5 separate regions of the Mus musculus genome follow, and regions 1, 2, 4 and 5 are each linked to region 3. The links are chromatin loops, found by intact Hi-C in ENCODE. Cell type or tissue: left cerebral cortex. All regions are shown on one strand.

Region 1 (5,000 bases), 90 kb after region 3:
GTGGGGTGCAAAAGCCTGGGTAGTTCACCCTCTTCCCAGCAGCTATGGTTCTTGCTACAGTGACAGAGGCACTGCTAGTCGAACCCAGCTGGCATGGATTGCCACGAGGCACTGCTAGTCGAACCCAGCTGGCATGGATTACCATGTTTGTGGGTCCTCTCCTGGGTATGGCACGGTCTGTGTCTAGCCCCAGCCTATGTGATTGTGTGAGCCTACGGCTGTGTGACCAGTTATCACTGTAATGAACCTGCTGCATTCAGAGAGACCAGTGGATCCGCTGGTGTCACAGCAAGCAGGGCCCTATGCTAGGTGAAGAGGCAGGCTTGTGTCAATGAGCAGACAGGGGCTGGAACACGGAATTCAAACCCATCTGGGTCTGAGCCGAACCCTGGTTCTCTCTTTACTAACGAGGAACCGGACAAAGACCACTAAGGTCACAGGATACACAGCAGTCAAGCTAGCCAGCTCTCATCTTCCCAGGCTTCCTGGGGACTGAGAGAAGGGGAGGAGGGGTTATCAACTGGTCTCTGAGCAACCCCTCTCTCTGTCAAACCCTCAAGGAACTAGGGAAGAACTGTTCTTGTGGCAGGGTATATAGGCTTGGTACGCACCCCAGGTCTGCTGAGCTAGGATCCCAACCCAAGCACTGATCGATACCCCCACACCAGCCTCCACGTCCCCAAGAGTATACTTTCCCAACAGCCACCTTGCTAGCCTGTTTCCTTATTTAAGACCCCTGAACCCCTAGACCAACACCAAGTCAGGGCATTGAGCCAACTCAAAACCAACAGAGGGCGAGTAGAGGATCAGTCCACGTTCATCTCATACTGGGGCTATATTAGCCCCAGAAACCCCTCTCAGGTCAAGAGCGCTCTCCCCAGAACAGGGCCCCCATTCTCCACCCCACCCACCCATTCCTCTCCTTGACACCCTAGGCACCAGAACAACAGGGGGGCTCATTAGCAATGTAAATCATCAGGCTCCACTCCAGACTACACATATGTGCGCGCGCACACACACACACACACACACACACACTTCACTGCCTGAAACCCTTACTGCTCATATGTGGCTGGGGACCAGCTGCGGCAGTGTCATCTGGGAAACTTGAGGGTCTGTGTCCAACCAGATTCCTCAGGGGCTCCAATGCTCTCACAGGTTTTGAGACCTGCCTTGGGACACCCTGACCTGGGAGAAGCAGAGGCTACGTAGCCACCGAGTGTGTCCAGTCCCTGTGGTCCTGTCCTCTCCTGATCAGAGCCAAGAGATAAGCCTCCCCACCCCCCATGACTTTCGTTCTATAACGTTAATTTTACAGCCCCTCTGGAGCAGGACGGAGGCGAAATTTTATGTGATATGATTACACAAGGTGAATTGTCCTGGATCTGTTTAATGAAACAGATCCTGTGTTTAATGACTCCGTGGGGAACTGGCACCAAGAAACCATTAATCAGGGCCTGGTTCCTCCTGACGACAAGAAGCTGGAGTGAAGACCGCCAGGCTGTGCACAGACAGGTGCACCCTGCGGCTCCTCAGGGTACCTTTGTTTCCAGATTTGTGGGTGCTGACCAATTATTACCAGGAGCCCTGAGCTAGCAGAGGGCTTTTTGTTTCTGTTCTCCTTTGCAATGGAGTCCTTTAGGAGCTTTGAGAGGTGGGGGTTGGAATAGTGTGGGCGCGCATCTGGTATGGGAGAGCTCGGGACAGCTAAGGGAGCTGCTATGCTTTTGTGGGGAACTCAGGCCAGCAGGAAGGCACATGTGGGGAGTCTCAGGAAAAGCTGGGAGCTGCCATCAGCAGGGATTGTCCTAAGCAGCAGTTACTCTTCTGCACCTGGTACTTCCTCAGGATCTTTGCAAAGCTTATCATCCTAAGATATCAAGGCTGCCTGTTTGCAAATCAGTACACAGAAACCCAAAGAGAGCAAATAGCACCAACAAGATCACCCAGTGCAGGTGGAGAAGAACAGGGTCTCCAGCCCTGGGCACCTGACTGCAGAGTCATCTATAGACAGCCCCCCTAGAACAAGAGCTGCAGGCGATAGGATCAGACGCTCATCTTGACACACCAGGCAAATGTCTTCAAGAGGGTTACATATGGCCTCACCTGAAGTCTAGATCTGTGGGGTGCTAGGTGACCTCACCTAGGGGTTCTTCTTGGATGGTAGTAGCTGTCCTGAGTCACCGAGGATACCAGGAGGTGATCAGAACTAGGGACAGGCTGACGGAGAGGGAAGGAGCCCCTGTGTATGCTTAAACTTTCCCTAATCTCCCAGATACATCTGGTCCTAACCCATTATAACAGTACGGGCCCAATTAGTCAGCTGCCTTGTAAATAATCTATTTGAAGAATAAAAAATAACCTGTCGTCAGCATAAATATTTCTCAAGCAGCCGCGGGATTTCAGGAGGGGACTGGGAGGGGCGTCTAAGGACAGCTCCGATGTGTTCTGTCAGGAACAGCAGCCCTTCATCACGGTGCAATTTAGCTGTTGGAAATTTCAATTTAGTTCAGCAGCGAATCCCCCCACCCCCAGCTCCTGCTGGGTATCAGGCTGTGGGAAGGAGCCAGGGATAAGGCTGGTCGTGGCAGGAGAGAATCAGGGCCAGAGTGTAAGACAAGGTGGACTGGATGGTGTTTCCCTGCTGTGGGACCTGTTCACTTTACCTGTCTGGGCCTCAGTTTCCCTCCTGGTGATGAACATACGGTAGTTTCCAATGGGGTGGTTGGTAAGGATCTGTCGCCTAGCAAGGGGATAGGATTGAGGAGGCTTGTAAGGTCCCCCAACCAAGCTGGAGAGACTCACCGGTCTCTTATGCGCTGCTCCCTCTAGAGGGACTGAGGAGAACTGCACCCTCTGCCATTTAAGCCCCCAGTGTGCTGCCTCTTGGAATTCTCCAGCTCTCCACTGCGTTGAGGCTGTTTGCAGCATCCCGTGCCCACCTTTGGCCGCCTCCCAGCTTCTCTCCCACCTGAGCCTCAGCAGCTCTCCCTGAGATCGGCTCTACAACTACCCCTAAGTTCATGCCATGTAACCTATCTAAGGCACCCTCCCAGTCAGGTGACTTTCTATCACATAGCAAGATGGCTGATGAGCACCCCCAAGAAGAGACAGTCCATGACAGTTTGAGTAGAGAGACCACAACAAGAGACTTAACAACAATCCTAACCCCACCCCCAGGGGCTCAGGGTGCGGTGGAGACAGATGCGTAAGCAGGGTGACCACACAGTAATGGCTCGCCCTGTGATCAGGAAGAATGAGGCCTGGGGAGCCCAAAGGAAGCCTGTGTGACCCCCCCCCCCGCCCCCCGCCAGGGGTGATGACGTCATACTTGAGAAAGCTCAATCAGTGAGGACAACAGCCACGAGTATTGAACAACTGCAGGGCTCAGGCCAATGTGAGCTCAGCCACGCCCTGTTTACAGCCCACCATTCCCTGTGAGCTGACCTTGCTTACAATACCTTGGTAGTAAAAGTCCCACTTGGCGCAGCCAGCCAGACCTCCCAGATCCTGCTCTGCCTCTCATTCTAAGTGATCTTAAAAAGCCCCTTGTTTATTCTATGCCTCAGTTTCCCATTCTGTTAAATGATGGCAAAGTAGTGATAGATACCTGTGGAGACTGAGTAGAGTTAACTCCTGCCTGCATCTATATAGTGAAAATACAATCACAATCCAGCAATACACCTTTATAATTAATATACTAATGGAAATCATAGACCTATGGTATGAATAAGTTACATAAATTATACATACCACAAACCTATTTTATAAGGCTGGGCATGGTGGCACATGCCTTTAATCCCAGGACTGAGGAGTCAAGGCAGGGGGATCTCGAGTGTGAGGCCAGCCTGGTCTACAGAGCGAGTTCTAAGCTAGCCAGGGCTACACAGCGAAACCCTGTCCTGAAAACAAAATCTATTTTATATATGTTTTATAAAATTTTCATAGTATAGTTTGGGAATATGTTGGAAGTACTTAGATATAACCTAATCTTTTAATCAGAATAGAGTCTTTGATGTGGTGCCTTCCTTTTTCTTTCTTTCTTCTTTCCTTCCTTCCTTTCTTTTTCTTTCTTCCTTCCTTTCTTTCTTTCTTTCTTTCTGTTTATGAAATCATCTAGTTTATCCTTTGAGGAAGGCTCTGTAACTTTAAATTTAGTTATCCCATTTAAAAGTATTTTACAATACTATGTGTTATTCATTAACTAATAGTCCAAATTGAATAAACAAATGTAAATGTTCACCAAAAAGTCTTACAACCATTATTGAATTTAGCAGGAACATTCCAGATAGACATAACTCTCTAAATAATTTTTAAATGACTAAAGCAATGACTGACTATTCAAAACACAAAGGCTTTGTTCAATTGGGGAACATTTAATCCCAGGTTTAAATGTCCATTTAGTCAAAGGATAAACAAAGGATTTGTTGTTGTTGTTGTTTTAAGTGTTTTTTGTTTTTTGTTTTTTTTTTGTAAAAATTATTAAGAACAAATCGATACTTAAAAAAAGCATCAAATTTATCTCAGGGTATTGAATTGACCTTAAGTTTTGTAGCTTCAATATTATTTTAACCTCATTATAACCATATACATTTTAAAAATCCTTTTGTGATATATTTTGATCTTATGATTATTATAAAACTTAGAAAACAATTTTAATGAGGTAATTTTAAAAGGAAGTTCAGGAAGCTATAATGTAAACCATAGGACATATGGAATCTTTAAGATCCAATAGTTAAAATCCAGGTAAAGGACACTGACTAAATTTAAATGAAATATTTGTTAGAGATTTAAGCCACTCTGACAAGTATCTTGAAGTGTTTTGCTTTTGGGTAAATTTTGGTTTTGGTTGTCACTAATGGAAAAAGCATTTCCTTTTATTGGTCTTTTCCAGGCATCAAAAGTATAAGACGTCCAGAGTACAACAGAGCTTAGCATTCATGACTTTATGAATCTTTTTAATTAAAAAGAGTCTAATAATTCCATTAAATATCTAATTA
Region 2 (5,000 bases), 58 kb after region 3:
CAGTCCTTTCAATAGTGTAATCAGGGAGTGGAGGAGAGTTGAGGCTGGTAGAAATTGGTGTCTCTCTCCAGTCAGGCTGAACCCAGGTGGGCTACTGGCTAGGGCCATGCTCTGCCCTAAAGATCTGTGGTCTGCAGAGTGAGGGGATCCCTCAGAGTACCAAGAGTGACTCCTGGCTTCCTCTCTTTATGGCACATAGGTGTAAAGGGTGTGGGTGCCCATGAGGCGCCAGCTTTAAGATGATCTTCCTATGGTGCTGGGGATACAGTTTGGTTGGAGGGGCAGCTCCTAGCATGCAGGCAGTCCTGTGTTAGCCTCCTGCACTCTTTAAACAGGTGTAATGCATACCTATAAACCAGCATTTGAGAAGAGGAGGCAGGAAGATTGGGAGTTTGAGGTCATCTTTGGCTACAAGGTGAGATTGAGGCAGCCTGGGTTACATGAGACACTACCTCAAAAGGGGGGGAGGGGCTAAAATGTGGTGATTGTGAAACCCACACATACACACTCACACACATGCATACTCACACTCATTCACATGCATGTTCACACTCACATGCACATTCATATTTACATACATACTCACACATGCACACTCACACTCATGCACACTCATACACATGCATGTTCAAAGTCATGCACATTTGGATACACACACATACATGCTTGCACATGCATACTCATGCACAGTCATACACATGCTCACACATTCACAATCACACGAACTCATACACATGCATGTTCACACTCACACATTCACACATACACATGCACACTCACACCCATGCATGTTCACACACCCAGGCACATTCATACACACACATATACATACTCACACATGCATACTCACACCCATGCACACATGTTCTCTGCCCCTAGCAGGACCAAGGTGGGAAGGACTCCTGTGTCTGGCTCCACCCACCATTCTCTGCCTCCTGACCTGGCTTTTCCTCAACTCTCATCTACCTAGAGGATATCTACTTCCCCCAGGGCTGGATCAAAGGCTGCTAACTGGGGAAGCCCTCTTTGATCTCTCTCCCCAGGCAGCTATGGAGTGTCCACTGCTACAGGTTCCCATTCCCCAGGACTCAGCAGAATCCTCAGACCTCCTGACTTGGTAAAACCCAAATGTGGGACCTCAGTGCAAGGGCTCAAGGGCTCCTCTCTATTGTGTGCTTGGAGTTATGATCCCAAGGCAAGAGGCAGATGAAGGATAGGAGTATATGTCTGAGGTCCTGGGGTCCTCACAGCCTCCTTCCACTTACCAGCTGTGGGTCTCAGAATGAGTTCATCAATCGCTCTGACACTCAATACTTAGCTCCAAAAGACAATGCAGAACCTCACAGAATTCACTGTGAGAATCAAATCAGAGTGTGAGTGTGCATGTGTATGAATGTGCATGTGTGTACATGTATGAAGGTGTGTGTTGTGTGAGTGTGTGAATGCGAACGTATGAATATGCATATTGTGAGTATGTGAGTGTACCTGTGTCTATAAATGTGCATGTGAGTGTGAGCATGCATGTGTATGGGTGTGCATGTGTGGGAATGTGTGCATGTGTGAGTATGTACATGTGTATATATGAATGTGCATGTAAGTATGAACATGAGTGTGCAAGTGTGAATGTGCATGAGTATATATGTAAGTTTATGAATGCACATGAGTTTGAACATGCATGGTATGAGTGTGAGTGTGCATATGTGAGCATGTATTGCATATATATAAGTGTACATGTAATGTGAATGTCCATGTGTATAAGTGTGCACATGTGTGAATGTGCATGTGAGTATGTGTGCATACTTACATACTTACACATGGAGTGATGTGTGTAAGTGCTTATTAAACATTATTAATGTGAATTGCTGTTCTGTATCATGAGATACATACTCCCACCCTGGGCTTTGTCATTGTGTAGCCGATACAGCAGCTATGTATGTTTTCCTCCTTGGTTCCCTAAAGGCAGACCATAGATTACATAGTCTTGTGTCCCTCTAAGTTAAATTTATTATCTATCTATTTGTGTGTGTGCACGCATGTGTGTGCACACGCGCACACGGGGACATCCATAGGATTATGCCGCAGCAGGCACATGGAGATCAATGGACAACTTTCAGGAAGGCCAGATGGACAGATGGTCTGTCACAGTTTGGATAGAAGGATGGATGAGTGGGTAGGTGTCCTGAAGGAAGATGACAGACTGGCAGATGGATAAAAGGGTGGATGGTTGGGTGGACAAACTAATGGGTGTGTAGAGGGTGAAGGTGTCAGATAGACAGACAGATGGATGCTTGGTGGCAGATATGCGTGGATTTTTGTGCCGTGCTCAAGTATCAATTCCACATGCCTAGGAGGTGGTTGGTGTAGTAAGTGCTGAGTCCCAAGGAGTGTGGTGGCAGACACCACCCAGAACCTCAGTGAAACTCCCGAGCTGCTATGTGGCTTGAAAGGCCGTCCCAGAGCCCCCACTTCCACTGGTAATGGACAACTGGGTCTCCCGTGATTGGCTGAGAGCATCCTGTCGCCCCCTGCTGGTGGCTATATGAAACAGCATTACCCAATAGTCAACCCACATCCAGGCCTCCCTTCTGGCAGATGGCCCAGAGTGGGGTAATCGACTTTTCTTACTCATGAGCCCTCTCCAAGGCCACCGTGTGACAGCAGAGATGTAGCTGTGGAAAATCAAAACGTTTCAACACCTCCCAGGAAAATCTGAGTTCCTAACCATCAGGCCCTCTCAGAAAGCCCTGACCAGGGGAAGTGGCAGCAGTCGATAGAAAGATACGGGCTCTTGCTTTGAGGCTATCTCTGAATTGTCAAAGCAGTGTCCAGAGTGTTTGTGGAGAGACGGGGTCAAAAAAGGTAAAGAGCTGTGGTTTGGCCAAGCAAGATGTCACTTACCTGTAATCCCAGCATTTGGGAGGTAAAAGCAGGAAGAACGAGAGTACAGGGATAGCCTCAGCTAGAGAGCAAGTTTGAATCTAGCCTGGGCTACATGGAACCCTCTCTAAAAACAAACAAACAAACAAACAAACACCCTGTGGTTTTAAATTGCAGTGCTACCCCACTCATCCTGGAAGCCCTCCCTTCCCTCACCTGTAAGATACTAGAGAATAAATGAGATTATATTCTATAGAGGACGCTCAGCCCAGAGCTGGCCACCTGCAAGCCCACAGCCAATGCTGGTCACACGGATGTATTGTTTACTAAGCCTGCTTCTCTCCCTTCCCATCTCCCACTCAGGCAGAGATGATGGCCCGTAGATTTGATTTCTGCCTTAGAACACAAGCCCCGGGGAGGTATGTCTTATCTCAGCATCTCAGCTATAGCTGGAACACAGCTGGTCTCCTTAGGGGAGTCATAGGAATGAATTTGGGCTCAGTGAAGTCTCAAGGTTTTCTTTGGCCTTAGGGGAACCCACGTATCTATGCATGTTTGATAAAAGTTTGTATACAAGGGAGGGGCAAGCAGCTGGGGCTTCTGCCCTGCTGGTGGCTTCTACATACAGATTCAATCAACCATGAGGGGGAAAGCATGGGGCTGGGGACATGGCTCAGTTGGGTGAAGAATTGACCATGCAAACATGGGGACTTGAACTCAGCAGTGGAAGGGCAGAGGCAGGAGGATGCACGGAGCTCACTGGTCAGCCAGTGTTGCCAAACTAGCTTCCAGTCTTATTGAAAAGACCCTGTCTCAAAACACAACGGGAGTAACTGACAAAGTTACTCAACATTGAACTCTGGCTATAACACACACATGCACACACACACACACACACACAGAGACACACACATACATACATACATACATACACACACACATACATACCAGAGACACACACAGATACATACTCATAACACACACAGACAGACAGACACAGAAAGAGACATACATACATATATACATACATGAACACAAACTCATACATACAAACATCCATACACATAAACACATACATACATACCAACTCATACATACATATACACACATACATGCTAGAGAAACACAAATACATAAACAGACACATACAGGCACACACATACATACCAGACACTAATACATACACACGGACACATACAAACACATACATACCAGACACACACACACACACACAAGCACCCACTGGGTCCATACTGAATGCACATTAAAGTTCTTTTTTGCTATTACTTTTTAAGTACTCCTGAGCACTGAGATTGTATTAGGTGTTCTAGGCCATGTGAGATATGTGGAGACCCATGGGAGGATGTGTGCCCATTCTATACAAACCCCAGACTCCAGCACAGTGATTGAAGCGCCCCAGTTCCAGTGAGGCAGAGAGTGGAGGCGGGGTTATGCACTCCTGGAGGCCACACAGCCCAGCTCTCCAAGAGCTTCCAGCCCTCTCGGGGCCTCCGCACACCCCCTTGAGGTTGCACAGGACCTCTTTCCATTCCGGGCTTGGGGGCGGGGGGAGGGGGGCTCATGCCTGTTTCCACTGTTTTACAGGTGGTAGCCCGGTGGCCTGAAGCTTGACCAGATGGAGTCCTTTCAGCACATGTCCACAGAAGGTGGCATACAGCTTGGCCACCTGTTAGAGATAGAGAAGAGGCCAGCATCAGAGCTCTCTCCGTGAGCTAATCAGACTCAACAGCCCAAGGGGCTAAGAAGGGGTCAGAGTGACTTTGCAGCCGCCAGTCCTTGTCACTAGAGTTCTTTAGCCACACTCTGGGTGAGGAACAAAATGTGAGGAATGGAGACTGCGTCCTGTAAGTCCCCTTTCTTGACCCCAAGCAGCTCACCTTGACCTTGGGATTCCAGCAACCTTTGTCCTTGTCACCTCTGGACTCAGCTAGGTGCCTGGCTTGATTTCCTGCTACAGTGTCTCTGTGGAGGGATCAGAGAGCGTCAAGCCCTTGCGGTTTCATTCTTGAGAAGTCCCAAGAAGCCACGCCCTCCACGCCCCTTCCCAGCCATCCACCCAGCCAGCCCCAAGTGAGCAAGTCCGGAATGATCCTGCTATGGCC
Region 3 (5,000 bases):
CATCAAAGGGAGTTAACTCACTGCTGGACATGTCCCTCTCCAGTCTTGCACATTCTTTCCTTCGGCCTTAGCTACTCCCAAAATTAGAGCAAATTCTATTTTTAGAAGCCGTGCCTCAAATGACAGAGACGCATGGGCTGTGTCTCGGTCTGTGGACGTAGCCTGGAGGTGTTGTCTGATCTTCCACTGAGAAACTCTCTGGCATCACCATTTGATTTTTCTGAGCCCTTTCAAAGGCGAGGAGTTGCTTGGGTCTCTTCACTCTAGCAGCTGACTTTGGTCTGAGGCCCCACGCCCAGGTCACAGTGGGAATGGGACGGGACAACAGCACAGCCAGCCCTCAGCGGTGAGGTTCAAAAAAACAGGCTCTGTTCCTTCCTTCCCACATTGATGGGTCTGTGGTCTGCGAACCCCACAGCCCCTGTTCAGTTTGCACAGCCAGTTGTCTTTTGCGAAGACCAGTAATGTGGGACTCCTGGCTGCTAAGAGACACATGCAGAAGGAAAACAAGAATAATTGAGGAGACCCGTCAGCCTTAAGCAGTTCCCCTGCCTTGCTTTTGCTATTTGCTGATGGAGCAGCTGGGACCAGAGAGGTTAAGCAACTCAGTCCACAGTGCTCAGCTAGCTCTGGAGTCGGGACTCTGCCATGGCTCATCTTCATTGTCTGCGTAGCTAGATAAAGAGTCACCTAGGCTGTCACCCTGGCTGTCTGTGAGGGAACTGGGAGAGACTTTTAACTGAGTGTCTTAGTGGGTATAATGGCTGTGATCAAACACTATGACCAAAAGCAAGTTGGGGAGGAAAGGGCTCATTTGACTTATCCTTCCACATCCCAAGCACTGGAGGAAGTCAGGGCAGGAACTCAAGCAGGGCAGGAACCTGGAGGCAGGAGCTGATGCAGAGGCCATGGAGAGGTGCTGCTTACTGGCTTGCTCAGCCTGCTTTCTTATAGAACCCAGGACCACCAGCCCAGGGATGGCCCCACCCACAATGGGTGGGGCCCTCCTGCATGAATCACTAATTAAGAAAATGGTCTACAGGTTCGCCCAAAGCCGGGTCTTATGTAGGCGTTTTCTCAACTGAGGCTCCTCCTTCTCTGATGACTCTGGCTTGTGTCAAGTTGACAGAAAACCAGCCAGCACACAGAGAAGGGAAACAGATCCTGAACGTGGTTGGTGTCGTCCCATGGGCTAGAGTCCTCAAGCGGAGCACCTCATTCGCCTCTGCTCCCCAACTGTGGCTTCCCCTCCCTGAAGGACATGGAAGCCAAAGGAAACCTCTTCCTCAGCTGTTTTTGCTGGCTGTTTTGTTGAAGCAACTGGAAGGTAAGAATTATCAAACAACCAATGCAAAATGGGCAGGAGATTTGTATTCCAGGCAATACCAATAGATGAGTTGGGGAAGACTGAGAGATTTCATACTCAGGGTACAAACTTAAGTCCGCATCTTTATACACAGCTCCCTGCTAGGCTCAAACTCACTCCCCCGACCAAGCCCGAAGCCCATTTTCTCTGAGGTAGATATGGATACTGTGTGGCAGCCCACAACCCTCATATGGCCAGCCTAGAAGGTCTGAGCTGCTCCTGTTCATGTAGGGAAACCAAGGCAGCTTGGTCAGAGCCATACCGACAGAAAACAGTTAAGGGGAGAGGACACTTGAACCCCATTCCATTTAGCTCAACAGTCGGCATTCAAAAAAAACACGAAAACCAAGATCTCGGACTGGGGAGGTGGCTCAGCAGATACAACACTTGTTCTGTAAGCTTGAGGGCCTGAGTTCAAATCCCTGGTAGCCACATAAACAAGAGCTCACCCTGTAACTCCAGTGGCCCTAAGACATGCGAAGGGGAGGGGAGAGAGTCCAGGACCCTCGAACGATCATCTGCAAACACAGATGGAGGAGCCACCATCTCAAGCAAGGTAGAGAATAAAGACTGACACCTGAGGTGGTTCTCTGACTTCACGCAAGGCACGGTGACACACGAGTTCATACATGTGGGCACAGGTGTCCATGCACACCACACACACACATACATACACACACACACAATATTTACACCTAAGCCAGACGTAGTGTCTCACACCTTTAAGCTCAGCACTTGAGAGGCAGAGGCAGGTGGACCTTTATGAGTTCGAAGCCAGTGTGCTCTAATGATGTAGAGTTCCAGGACAGCCAGACCTACATAGAGAAACCCTGTCTGGGGGGTGGGGGGGGGTGTTGGGGGGGAGTAAATAAATAAAATAAAATAAAAATATTTACGCCTAGATTTTTCCAGTCGCCCTTGGACCTAACCGGAGCCAAGCTAGATCTGCAAACCAGAAGCCCCTGTGTTCCACTCTTGTCTGATGCTTCTGATCCCCTTCAGGGACCCTCAGTGGAAGTCATCCAGGAGCCGGAGACACACAGCCGGAATTCCAGCAAGCTCAGAGAGGGAGTGTGACAGCCCAGAAGCCACACAGGCAAAACTCAGAGCCTGTTAAAACAACACGCTGAACACCCATCAACAAAACTGTCCTTTGTTGGATTTCTTTGAGCTGCCTGCCGGGCGGGCTCCTGGCCAAGTCTCCAAGCAGCGGCAGCCAGCCCGCACCACGCTCAAGCCAGGCGCCGGCCCTTCACCCCGTCTCGGTGCATTTCGCCGCAGCCCAGGAGCGGGGCTCAGCACACTGCACAGCCCGGATCCCAGGCCTGCGGCGGGCGCGGCGGGAGGCCGGGACGCAAGGAGTTAAGCGCGGGCGGTCGGGCCGGGCTGCGGGGAGGCGGCGGGCGCGGGAGCTCTGGAGCTCGGGCTGCAGACTGCTCCAGCAGGGCCGGGAGTACGGGCGCCCGCGCAGCCCCAGCCTCATACCCCCGGCCTCAGCCTCGCTCAGTCCCAGCCCTGGCTCCGCGCACCACTCTCTGCGCTCCAGGCTCCAGGCTCCCGGCTTCCTGCTCCTCGCTGCGCCCTACCAGGCACAGAGAGCTCGGCGCTTCCCCCAGGTAAGCAGCAGCCACGGGTCCCCAGTGAGCCCAAAGCTGCAGAGAGGTGACAGTCGGCTCCGGGGAGATGACAAACTTTCCTCTGGCCGCGGACGCGTGTGGGGACATCCCTGGGGCTGCCGGAGCAGCGGGGGGCCTTGGATCACACTCTCGCACTCCGCTGCCGGGCCAGCTTCCAGCCTGGGGAGAAGGGGTGAGCGGTGCCTGTGAGCTGGCCTTGGGGTGGTGCCTGCACTGGGGAACCAAGCGGTAGCCAGGGCCCCGCAGCGTGGGCTCTGCGAAGCCCACTTTGCAGACTGGCTTCTGTGGGTCCTTGGGGGGGGCATATGGTAGGAGAAAGCCACTTGCCCCTCTCCCGCCCCCCCCCGTTCAAATGCCAGCAGGCCCAAGTGCCCTTCCAGGAGACCCTCAACTCCTTTCCAGGCCCCCACAGGCACAGCCCACTCCTTGAGATTCCAGAGGGGCTGCCCCTTTAGGGGGAGAAAGAAAGCTTTAAAAAATCAGAGAGAGCTGCCTGCACCCCTCAATGAGAGGAGCAAGCCGCAGGGAAGGGGCCTGAGGGGACCAGGGCTCCTGGTGACCTCTTGCCCAGCCCGTGGCTGCCCACTCTGAGTCCCTGAGGCTGTCCCAACCTAGAGCACTGCTGGCTATAATCCCTTTCTCCCTAGTGAAAGCACACTTCCAAAAGGCCAGTCCTGTGTCCACATGGAAGACATCACTGTCCTCCATTCCTGCCGGGAGGGCTGGGAGTCAGGGGGCATACTGGTTGGTCTTTGGTAGGCTTGAAGTCCGGTAGAGACATAGTGGATGCTCTCTTCTGCCTTGGCCAAGAGCGGTGTTTGGAAGTGATCCCTTGGCCATGGGTCAGCCTTCTACTGGATGGAGCTGGGTGTCTCTGCCTTTGGGGAGCAGTCGTGCTGGGGGTTCTTGAGTTCTTGAGCTGTTAGGTGAGATATAAAGACTTCCTGCCTTGGCTTAGGACTCTGATCTGAGGCCAGAAGCCACTTTCCCAGGCTGCCCAAACCCATGCACTCCTCCAGGGTATCAAAGGTCTGTGGTGGATATCTTGGGGAAAACACAGCTCTGATTCAAGAATTGGCTTCACACTTGCCTTTGACTTGCTGCGTATCCTATGTCTAACCACTAACCCTCTCTGGACTACAGTGGCCACTTTTCTAAGAGTGAAGAGATGGCACATATCCTCGGAGATCCCCATTCAGGCCACTGTGTGGCCCTGAGCAATGTGACAGATGGGATTTTTAAAATCTTAGGGTGTGTGTGTGTGTGTGTGTGTGTGTGTGTGTTGCACATTAGTGTTTAGGAACTCAGGTCTCAAAGTAGATCTAAGTGGCCCCTGGCCACTCCCCCACTGTAAAGTAAGAGTTCGTAGTTCCTACTGTGGAATGGTGCTGTGAGCACTCACTGAGATGATATGGGAGCATTCATGAGATGATGTGGGAGCACTCATGAGATGATGTGGGAGCACTCATGAGATAATGTGGGAGCACTCACTGAGATAATGCTAGAAGCACCCATCACAATCTGGCAGAGTACAGGAGCAATGGGGATGGCCATGTGGAGATCTTATGCATGGATCCTGGGAACTGTTTCCTAAGGGAGGCTTTCCCTGAACCCTAGGATCCTCATCTGGGGCCAGGGTCTTAGGTCTCTCCAATCCATAGGATACCTGCAATCCCTGCCCCTCCCAGCTTCCCTTTAAAACTGCTGCTGGACCAGCTGCTCCCAGTGGGGAGCCCAGGGCAGTCTGGGAGGGCTGGATGCACCCAGCTGCCGCATCGTCATGACAACGGGAGATGGAGGTAAGCTGTCTCCATGGCTTCAACTTTGCAGCTGTCTAGGGACCCAGAGCAGGGACATTCTGTCTGTTCCGGGTCAGGCATCCAGTTTGCCTCAGGGCTGGGCCTGCCTGGCTGCTGTTCCAGGCGGCAAGAACAACCAATGCTGTGGAGAAAAGTGTTTTCTGGGTCTGTGGTAGAGGCGGGGCATAATCAGAGACT
Region 4 (5,000 bases), 97 kb after region 3:
CACACAAACACTTGCAAGTTAGTCAGCAATTATCACTCACCAAGCCATAGAGCCGGTTAGAGGACCAGATGGCCATTTATCTGCAGGCACTTCCTCCTTTCTGGAGGCCTGGTTCCGACCCCCCAGCCCCCTCCCCCACTCCCACCCCACCCCCTCTCCCTCTCTGTTTTCTCTTGAAAAATCACATGTCTACTTTAACTAGGGAGTGTGTGTTTTGGGTCAGTTTTATCCCACTGGCTCTGTGGCTGTCCTACATGTTTACACAAACATGAAGGCAGTGAACAAACCTTCCTATGTATCTTTCCCAAAGAGCCAACATCCTAGCAGAGACAGGCTGTTCTCCGAGTTTGAAGCCAGCTGTCTACAGAGCAAGTTTCAGGACAGCCAGGGCTACACAGAGAAACTGTGTCTCAAAACAAAAACAAAATACACCCTAACAAAAAGAATGGAACATGTTTGTTGAGTTTCCCCCACTGCACGTAGTGAGGTGTTCCCCCTGACTCCAGCACACTTTGGGGTGGGGTGGGGTGGGATAAGAGGGAACAGTTGCCTCTTGTCTCCAGGGGCTGTAACATCAGATGATCATAAAACTCCTAAGCTAAAGGTCACAGGAGAAGTAGCAGAAAAATAAAAGCAGAATTAACCCTTTGAGGAGGAGTTGGGAAACAAAGGCCAAAAATTAACAAACCAAAACATTTCAAAGACAAGGAGAACCAAGACAAAACAAAAACCAAAATCCCATCAGAGTTTCACAGGCAAATGAAATATCGGAAAACAAGCTAAACAGCCGAATCTAAAATGTCTTTAGAGTTCTGGGCGCAAGCAAGCCAAACCAAGCCAAAGGTTAGACCAAAACCTTTCCAACAGGCTTTCAATCAAGCGCTCAGAGCAGATACTTTAAAACAAATACTTTGAAAGCAGACAAAAAGAGATACCTCCCAAAGCTTGATCTGTAACCAGCTCAGAACAGACAAATAGGCTGTCCACAAATGGCAGACACAACTCAGCAACCAACCAACCACCCGGCTGAGGAAACAAAACCAGACAGCCAGGGCTCAATGGATCCAGGCGATTCCTCTGGTGGAAAGTGGGTCGTTTTTTTGGAACCTAACATGTCAGCATATCTGATGACATAAAAACCATAGCTCTCATCTTAAAGGGAATGTGAGAGAGCTTATTCTGAAGCCAGTGAGTGACCGTGGCCCAGAAACGCGGATATAGGTTACTCCAGATTCTGTGTTCCAACTGGGAAGCAGGCTCATGAGGTGTTTGTAGTTTGACAAAACAGTCAACGAACCCAGGCAGTTTAAAAGAGGCGGATACCACAAGACAGGGAAAGCCTTTCTATAAGCCCTGAAAGAACCTAGTGGGGAAACCCCCATTCAACTCCCGATTCGGCGTGCACCCAAGAATCATGAATAGAACACAACACCTTGATGTAACAACACGAGGAGGGTCGAAACATATCTCACATAACAGGAGACAGTGGATTCGACCAGGTTTGAAAGCTAGGGGTTTTTATAGAAAAGGAGTGGGGCTGGGGGAGGAATTGGCGCGGTTTCACATGATTGGTCCATTTAAACATCAGCAGCCTGTTAACATTTAACTTAGGTCAGAGGGGTGAGAGCTAGGGAGGTGACGGGCCTGCCCAGGCATGTCCTGGTCTGTTCTGCTGTGTTCTCAGCCCCAGGTTTCAAAGCTCACAAACAACTCTTTGGGCTATTTGACATACATTACATGAATCACAGGTCTCAAGTTTTATTTCCTTTCAGCCCAAGGTGCTGGCTGATGATATTCTTAGCCTTGGGCTGGTAGAAGCTAGCTGTCTTGTTTGTTTGTTTTAAAGATTTAATTACTTATTTTTATGTATGTGGGTGCACTGTAGCTGTACAGATGGTTGTGAGCCTTCACGTGGTTGTTGGGAATTGAATTTAGAACCTCTGCTCACTCTGGTCGGCCCTGCTCGCTCAGTTCCTGCTCACTCTGGCCCAAAGATTATTATTACTGTAGCTATCTTCAGATGCACCAGAAGAGGGCATCAGATCTCATTACAGGTGGTTGTGAGCCACCAAGTGGTTGCTGGGATTGGGACCTACAGAAGAGCAGTCAGTGCTCTTACCCGCTGAGCCACCTCGCCAGCCCATGTCTTGTCTGTTAATAGATTCCAAAAGGTTTCTACTAGTAGGGGGGGTGTTAGTTCCAACAGACAGATTTGCAAGAGTGAGCTGTGCAGACAGTCTTTGCTACAGTGTGGGTTCTGTTTTCTTCCACCCTTCTCCCCTCTTTTCTTCCACCCTTTCAACCCCTAACACCAGAAAGAAGAAGAAAAAAAGACAAGAGAGGAAAGGAAAAAGGAATATTATTATGGTTAGACTAGTTCCTACCGATTACGTGTGTCAAATTTCTTAGGGCTCCTAGATCTTTGCCATTAGAATCCAAATTTTTCTTCTTTCTCCTTTTTATTTTTTCTTTCCCCTTTTTATTTTTTCTTTCTCCTTTTTATTTATTTTTATGTATTATTTTTTCTTTCTCTTCTTTTATGTACAACTACTCAACAAACCACAACCAACAACTCTCCCCACTCTAAGCTCAAGCATTTATCTACCCTCTGAAAAGTCCCCGGAATCCCCGGTGTCACACAATTGCAGAAACCATCTGCAGCTGGCAAAATGATCTGCCTGCTAGGGCACAAGGCAAATCATAAGACAGCTGCTGTGGACAGTCTGAAGCGGCCCCTACCCACACCTGGGATTAAAGCAAAAGCAAATTCTTATATTCCTAAAGAAACCAAAATTGTCACTACCTAGGTGTTCCAGAGGTCTAGGCCTAGCCCAAGGTAAGCTAATTAGTCCTTGGATCTGCAACATTCCAACCTCCCCCACAGAACTACAGTCTCTACCCATACAGCTTCTTGGGGTCCAAACCCAGAGCTTCCAGCAATCTTGGCAAGCGAGTGCTCTCTGCTCCCAGCCCTTCCTGTATAACCCAGCATCTCTGTGCCTCCGCAGTTTGGTGGTATCTGTTTTCAGGCTGTGGTTCTGTGTATAGGTAGGGCTGTGCCTGTAGTAAACCAGGCACCAGCCAGGGGTGTGTTACCCAAAAAAGCACACGTGGGTTTCAGGCGTCCGGAAGGTTTGTCATCTGCCCATCTATCTAGTGGCGGGCTGACGCTCTGCTCTCTCCGCAGAGTGGCCCGAGTTCGTGAGGAACTATGCCCCGTGGTGGGCCACGCACACGCTGGACTGGCTCAAGTTTGGCAAGACCGTCCTGGTGGTGCACTTCGAGGACCTGAAGCAGGACTTGTTTACGCAGCTGGGCCGCATGGTCAGCCTGCTGGGCGTGGCGGTCAGGGAGGATCGGCTGCTGTGCGTGGAGAGCCAGAAGGACGGCAACTTCAAGCGCTCGGGGCTGCGCAAGCTGGAGTATGACCCTTACACAGCCGAGATGCGCAGGACCATTGCCGCCTACATCCGAATGGTGGACACGGCACTACGTAGCCGCAACCTCACTGGGGTGCCTGATGCCTATGGCCCAAGATGATGGGCAGCCAGGGAGGGACCCAGCATCCGGTGCCCCTTGGCTTCAAAGAGCTGGCTTCCCTCTGGCACAAAGACAGCCCCAGGCTTCTGCCTGCCTTCAGAAAGGCCCCTCTGAGGCCTCAGGAGGAGGAGATATCTAGACACCTTTCCCTGGAGAGTAGGCTGCCTGGTTTGGAGTATCCCAGACCCTGCTATTGGTGGTGGGAGAAGGGAGAGGCTATCTGGCAGAGGTTGGGAGGGTCTGGCTGTGGCAGCTGATGGACATTTTGCAAGCAATGACCCTCTTCTGACTGTGTGGGCCCCTGCCTCTTCCCCTGAGCAGGCACCAGCTTTCTGATCTCTCTCAGGCCACCTCTGTGTGACAGACAGCTGGCTGGGACCTGTCTCCGTGGCCTTGGGCGTCTCACTTCTGAGGACCATGGAGACTGGTGCTCTGGCATTACAGTGGGAACCGCCCCAGGCTAAAGCACATAAGAGGCCCAAGCCGGGTGTTGCCCCCCCTCCAGGACAGCAACCCTGTCTTGTCTGCTCGTGCTGTCGTGTCTTGGGGATGAGGGTGACGTTGGGGTTCTTGATCCTTCTTCCAAAGTCCCTTAGGTACCAAAAACCAACCCAACAGGTTGGCCATGTGCCACATACGGAAGCCCAGAGGACCCAACATTGCAGGGTGGGACCTGAACTGGCTATCTTACACTGCCTGGATTGATCCCTTAACCAGGGAGTCCTTCCACTACCCCAGGGCAGGGAACAAAAGTGCTCCAACTCAGAGAGAGCCACACCCAAAACTGTCCCCTACCCTCTAAGCCATCAGCCTCCCTTCCCTTGCTTGCAACCCGACAGGGCCAGCCCCAACTGGGGACTCCTCAGAGTCCCCACTAAGAATGGCTTTCCATTCCCATTATGCCGCTGCTCTTTCTCGAAGACGCTTAGACACCAAAGGATTTCTGACTCAAGTCACTGATCACGTTTTAGGAAGCATGCATCCAGGATCCCCGTCTCCCCCACCTTGGATCCCTCTGGCTTCCCCTCCAGCCCTTCACCGTTCCCATTACATAAACGCAAAAGCCATAGTCACAGCCCCTTGCTCTTTTGACCGGAGCAGCCCCTCCCCCACCTCCACCCCCGCAGCCTGGGGGGTGGGGGGGCGGGGCAAATGAACACTCCTTCCCACCTAGCCAAGGAACCCTGGAGAAGATTCGTGAAAAGAGAGATATATTTTTTTAAGAGGAATATGACCAAGACATTCTGCCCCTTGGACACTGGCCACACAAAAAAGGACTGGCTTCCCTTCCCAACGCCCTCATCTGGAGGGTTTGGACCACCCCAGGGCTCAGCCAAGGGGGCTCTGAATGTATTTTGTATGGTGTTTCCCCCGCCCCAGACTAATTTCTAGTTTTCTTTTCACTGGGCAGTAGAGGGCCTAGCCTCCCCTCCTGCTTGGAGGTCTAAGCTCTCTGAGAG
Region 5 (5,000 bases), 230 kb after region 3:
AAGGGAGAGTATGGAATAGATCCGGCCTCTGCTGGCCACTGTGGGTACTGCATGCATACAGTACACCACACACACACACACACACACACACACACACACACACGTGCGTGCAGGCATGCACACATACTCATAAATCTTTAAAAGCACTTCCCTTTCATAGAGAATAAAAGTTTCAAGAGGACAAGACCTCTCTCTCCTGCCATTCCCATAAAAAATGCACAGCCTGGACCTAATCACACAGAAACAACAACAACAACAACACACACACACACACACACACACGCACACACACACACGGGGTGGCCCATGAAGTGACTGCCTGTTCTCTTCAGAACCGTCCAGGTCAAATGGTACAGTGGCACATGCCTGTAACCCCAGGACTCAGATGGAGGCGGGAGGGTCAGGGCATCCTCAGCTACACTGGGCTCAAGGCCAAGGCCAGCCTGGAACACACAGGACGCTGACTCAAAAGCCAAAACAGTGTCTAGTCCAGGTCATGAGGGTGGGGGGTGGGGCGTGGGGAGGGGAGGGTCAAAGAGAGTCTGAGGAATGTTCCAGATTGAGAGAGACTCAAAAGGCAGCGCAGCTACAGTATAATGGTGATCCTGAACTTCCTTGCTGGGACAAGGGGACATGCACCAGGCCCCTAAAGGTCAGGCTGGGAAAGACCCTCCTCCCACCCCCGCAACTTTACTTGAAAGCATCCCTGCCTCAGATTTTGGAACAAAACCTACAATGATGGTGGTGACACTCTGTGTGCTGTCCCCCATACCCCGCCAGGTGACCATCGGCCACACAGAGCCACTGAACTTTGAAAATGTGGTTCATGCAACTGAGGGACTGATTTTTTTTCCATTGTATTTAAATTTTCATTATAATTAATTTCAGTGAACTGAAATGTAAATGGCCAGCGCTCAGGAGGCAGAGGCAGGTGGATTTCTGAGTTCTCCAGGCCAGCCTGGTCTACAGAGTGAGTTCCAGGACAGCCAGGGCTACACAGAGAAACCCTGTCTCAAAAAAACAGAAAGAGAGAGAGAGAGAAATGACGCTGTGAGAGAGAAATTGACGCTTTTGCCAGGCTCCTATGTTCTGCAAAGAAAGCTAAGTTTGCCTCTATCGCCCGTCCTTGGCGCTCCTGTTCTGGGTTCTACCTGCAAGGCTCTGAGAACCGTGTGTTAGCCTGCATGGCTGCCCCCTTCCTGAGGTTCCCCCAAGGAGAGAGACTTCCCCTGGCTGACCCATCTAACAGGCTTCCAAAGAACCCTTTCTACTGAGCCTGGACCACTCTGCAAATCTAGGAGGAAGGATCCAGTTTTACCTCTTGCCAGTCTGGGGACAGCTGATGCAATCTGTCTCCTGCTGAGATGCTGGGCCCTGGAGCAGGAGAAGGGAAGTTCCACCTGCTGTGGGGCCAGCTGAGCGCCATGTGGCCAGGTCTGTTATAGCCAGCATTGCCAGCAGAAAGCCTTGGCTTCCCTTGTACCCTGGAAAGAGACCCGTTGTGTGAGAGTTGAATAGATAGAATTCATTCTCCAACATCAAACTGTGATAGTCTTTAAAGGGCAACCTCCAGCAACCCTTAGCCTGGGGTTGTTCTCCAGTCGCCTTTAGAGGGATCACCTTGACCTTGCACTCCCCCACACAGCTGAATCCGACGTTTGCCCCTCCCCCACCCTAGCCCGATCCCATCCTCTCTCACAGTGATGAACCAGCCTTGTCTGAGATATCCCGGATTCTTTTCTTTCATCAACACCTGCTCTCACACACCCTGTCTTGAACAGGCAGGTCAGGTTAGGGTGCTCTAACAAACGGTCCCCCAAGTCCCTCACTGATGGACCACCAAGGCTCATACTGCATACATTCAACTCGGACTGCATCTGCTCCGACTCCCCACTGGCACGATTCAGTCACCACCTCCATGGGCAGCGGCTGTAGCCTGTGAGAGAGGGAACGTGTTCTACAGTATCCTTCAGCAAGGGTCTGAGTCCTAACCCAGAACCAGCTGTATGACCTGCCCGGCCTTTGGATGCAGAAAGAAAGTTACTGCAGGGATGGACCTGACAGAGCTCTTACTAGTAGGGAACCGGGGGGGTGGGGGTGGGGGAATCAGGAGCAGAATCGACTTATCCGTGGATTATGGACAAGATATATCCTTTAAGGCACACAATTGCCTACTTCTGGACAGGTCAACAGCTCACCAGCCAGTTAGCGACAAATCCAACCAGGGAGGGTTCCAACTCGGTACTCACAGGAGCCAATTTGCCTGTCAACAGCGCCACCTGCTGGTCGATAAAAGTCATCCGCGGAGGCGCCCACCTGGGAGCTAGCCGAAGAGCAGGGCCCAGCCACTGCTCACCCAAACAACTCCCAGCCTAACCAGGAGGCAGCCTCGGCAATCGACAGTTAGGCCTGAGGACAAACATTCTAAATCGGGCGCCAGAGCACTGCACAGTTTTCTCAGTGGCTCTCCAGAAAACCCTATCTCAAGATGTCGTCATCGATGTGTCGAACAGGTGCCACTCATTAACAGTCATTGAGACTCTTTTAAGGGCTTTTTAAGTTGACTGTGTTGTGTACGGGTAACATTGTACAGACAGAGCAGGCTGTGTTTGTGTATTTAGGAGTATATAATAATTAAAAAGACCATGAACGGGGACTGGTGAGATGGCTCAACGGTTAAGAGCACCGACTGTTCTTCCGAAGGTCCTGAGTTCAAATCCCAGCAACCACATGGTGGCTCACAACCACCCCTAATGAGATCTGATGACCTCTTCTGGTGTGTCTGAAGACAGCTACAGTGAATGTACTTATGTATAATAATAAATAAATCTTTGGGCCTGAGCAAGCAGAGTTGACTGGAACAAGCAGAGGTCCTAAAATTCAATTCCCAACAACCACATGAAGGTTCACAACCATCTGTACAGCTACAGTGTACTCACATACATAAAGTAAATAAATAAATGTTTTTTAAAAAAAGACCATGAACTCAAAAGGAAGAGGTGGGGACATGGGAGCAAATGGAAGGGGAAATGGTATAACTACGTTATGATCTCAAACATATGTTTTAATTCTTTAGAGCTTGTTGCTTTTTTTTTTTTTTTTTTAAGGTAAGGACTTAGGTGGTAGGTGAGGCAGCTCCGTAGACAGAAGCACTTTGCCAGAGGACAAGCTGACGGGGAGCCTCGGGAGAGCTGCCCACCACCTTTGACGCAGGGTTGCTCACTTCCCTTTCATGGCTCGTCACAGCAGTGTGCCACAAACAAGTGTCCTCAGAATGGACACTGAAGGGGAAGAGGGCGTGGGAGTGCACCGGGTTGAATGCTGAGGTCGCAGGTCACCTCAGTCAGGTAGGCAGCCGGGAGCAGAAAGACAGGCCTGGAGGACACAGACAGATTCCTCCAAGACCCGGGAGAACCCAGAAAATGCCATTCGCTTCTTCTCCCCTCCCCACCCCTGCTGTGAGAAAGGAGAGGAAATAGGTATTTTTAAGATATAAGAAGATATAGATGCCGACACGACTTTATATTACGAGAGGAACTGCTGGCCAAGAAGCACCAAATTATTTACAGCATGTTTCCCAGAACTCAAAGAAACACTGAACTTTTTTTTTTAAACAGGCCTGAAACCAAAGCATAATTTATAACAATACATCAAACTTAGCAATACATAAATCCTCTCGCCTTACAAAAAAAACACACCGAGAATTGTTCACTCTCCGTAAGTGACTCAAGGCCAGCCTGAGGACACACGTCACCATGGACGGATCCCCATCACGGGGAAGGAAGCTGCTTCTACCGGAGGTGACTCCCACAGTGGCAGAGGGACCAGTTAACAAGGGAAGCAGAGAAATCCTCATGAAGCGGTCTGTGGAGACCTTCTCAGATCTGCCCGTAGTGCGTGGGACCCCGAAACTAGTCTCCTCTTACTGAACTTCTGTCTCTCTAGATGCCTGATGGTACCAAGGGCAGTGCTAGAAAAAATTAAGGGTAGAAACTATGTCTAGGTTTACACACTGCTGTAACCCAGGTACATAGTAACTGCTCAATAAACATTGGTTGGAAGGAGGAAGGCAGTCTCTGCAGGATACAAATGTAGCAGGTACCGGTTGCCACAATACTGCTGTGTAACAAGTGCTGGGAAAATTCAGTGGCTGAAAACTCTTCTTTCTGTGGCTGCCTCCCTGAGTCTGAAGGCTGGCTGGAATTCTTCTGGCCCCAGCTGGATTCACCCACACAGTTTCCAGTCTTTCTGGTTGGTATCTGGCGACCTCAGTTGGGACAGCCAGTCTTTCTTCCTCCTCTCTCCCTGTGGGTGTCTCTTGCGTCTCCCCTGGAGGGCTGCTCTGGGATGCTCTCCAGATGCCCTAGGCATGTTTCTGTGAGGATAGCATGGGTACCAAAAGAGCAAGGGGAAATACCCGTGTCTCTGTTGACAGGGTGCTGGCAAGCGTCATTGGACAAAACATGCCACGTGTCATGCCAGATCCAGGCAGGGGGTGGTAAAGTACAGGGCATGAATGCGGCCAGCCCACCTCAGAGCAATACCCAACTCCCACACTCACATTCCTAGCCTGTGCTACATCCCTAGCCACCTAACCCAGGGAGGAAAAACAGAAAACAAGAAACCCCAGCCTCTCTTATGGTAAACTAATGGCCAAACACTATTCAGTTAGAGACGAGTTTGTTTAGAGAGCAGACACAAGTCTTTGATGATTTCACAAATGTATACAATGTATGTTGATCAGACCAACCCATCTCCCTGCCTCCTCCAACTCCTCCAGGCTTGCCCTTAACTGGAGGCAAACCTCCCACCACTCCGGTTATAGGTATCTGCTTTCACACCGGACTGATGACTGGAATCTTTAGAGTCCATACGGACATCTCAGAACCATCATCTGGGGGAAAGGCACTGACCCGCCCTCTCCTGTCTTCCAAGGCTCTTCTGAGCTTCAGGACCGCACTCGCAAGCCTTCTGAGAAGGAGGAGTCTCAGGCAGCTTCA

The links. Hi-C counts contacts between places; a loop is a spot of excess contacts. Peaks named below come from ENCODE experiments on the same cell type or tissue, not always from the same donor. Only the 100,000 strongest peaks of a DNase experiment are listed, where the experiment ranks them.
Region 1: it touches region 3 in a loop (2.1-fold over the local background); 6 of 42 quality-filtered maps call a loop at or near these places.
Region 2: a loop joins it to region 3, with 1.9 times the contacts of the local background. A loop is called at or near these places in 7 of 42 quality-filtered maps.
Region 4: a loop joins it to region 3, with 2.3 times the contacts of the local background. A loop is called at or near these places in 6 of 42 quality-filtered maps.
Region 5: a loop joins it to region 3, with 4 times the contacts of the local background. A loop is called at or near these places in 4 of 42 quality-filtered maps.

The regions. Positions count from the first base shown.
Region 1 is chr5:113,577,623-113,582,622 of GRCm38, forward strand. The region is part of intron 8 of Wscd2 (WSC domain containing 2); the gene reads left to right. Among named protein-coding and RNA genes, the nearest start is that of Gm42002, 23 kb to the right of the region's middle. In left cerebral cortex, a CTCF peak has its summit at 2,838; DNase peaks (open chromatin) are centred at 77, 1,712 and 2,038; H3K27ac peaks cover 522 bases.
Region 2 is chr5:113,545,941-113,550,940 of GRCm38, forward strand. Wscd2 (WSC domain containing 2) reads left to right here. Exons shown (of 9, transcript NM_177292.3): 2 at 4,483-5,000. The coding sequence starts at 4,995. Among named protein-coding and RNA genes, the nearest start is that of Gm52822, 4.3 kb to the left of the region's middle. In left cerebral cortex, a CTCF peak has its summit at 2,532 (motif pointing left); DNase peaks (open chromatin) are centred at 2,248 and 2,578.
Region 3 is chr5:113,487,959-113,492,958 of GRCm38, forward strand. It overlaps Wscd2 (WSC domain containing 2), which reads left to right and starts at 2,489. Exons shown (of 9, transcript NM_177292.3): 1 at 2,489-2,982. In left cerebral cortex, no CTCF peak of the experiment used is centred here; DNase peaks (open chromatin) are centred at 2,676, 4,836 and 4,930; H3K4me3 peaks cover 2,746 bases; H3K27ac peaks cover 2,402 bases.
Region 4 is chr5:113,584,606-113,589,605 of GRCm38, forward strand. It overlaps Wscd2 (WSC domain containing 2), which reads left to right. Exons shown (of 9, transcript NM_177292.3): 9 at 3,188-5,000. The coding sequence ends at 3,540. Among named protein-coding and RNA genes, the nearest start is that of Gm42002, 16 kb to the right of the region's middle. In left cerebral cortex, a CTCF peak has its summit at 2,035 (motif pointing right); DNase peaks (open chromatin) are centred at 1,171, 2,018 and 4,488; H3K27ac peaks cover 1,141 bases.
Region 5 is chr5:113,722,382-113,727,381 of GRCm38, forward strand. 1700069L16Rik (RIKEN cDNA 1700069L16 gene) reads right to left here and starts at 2,391. Exons shown (of 3, transcript NR_033216.1): 1 at 2,250-2,391; 2 at 1,319-1,484. In left cerebral cortex, CTCF peaks have their summits at 21 (motif pointing left) and 2,289 (motif pointing left); DNase peaks (open chromatin) are centred at 1,403 and 2,276.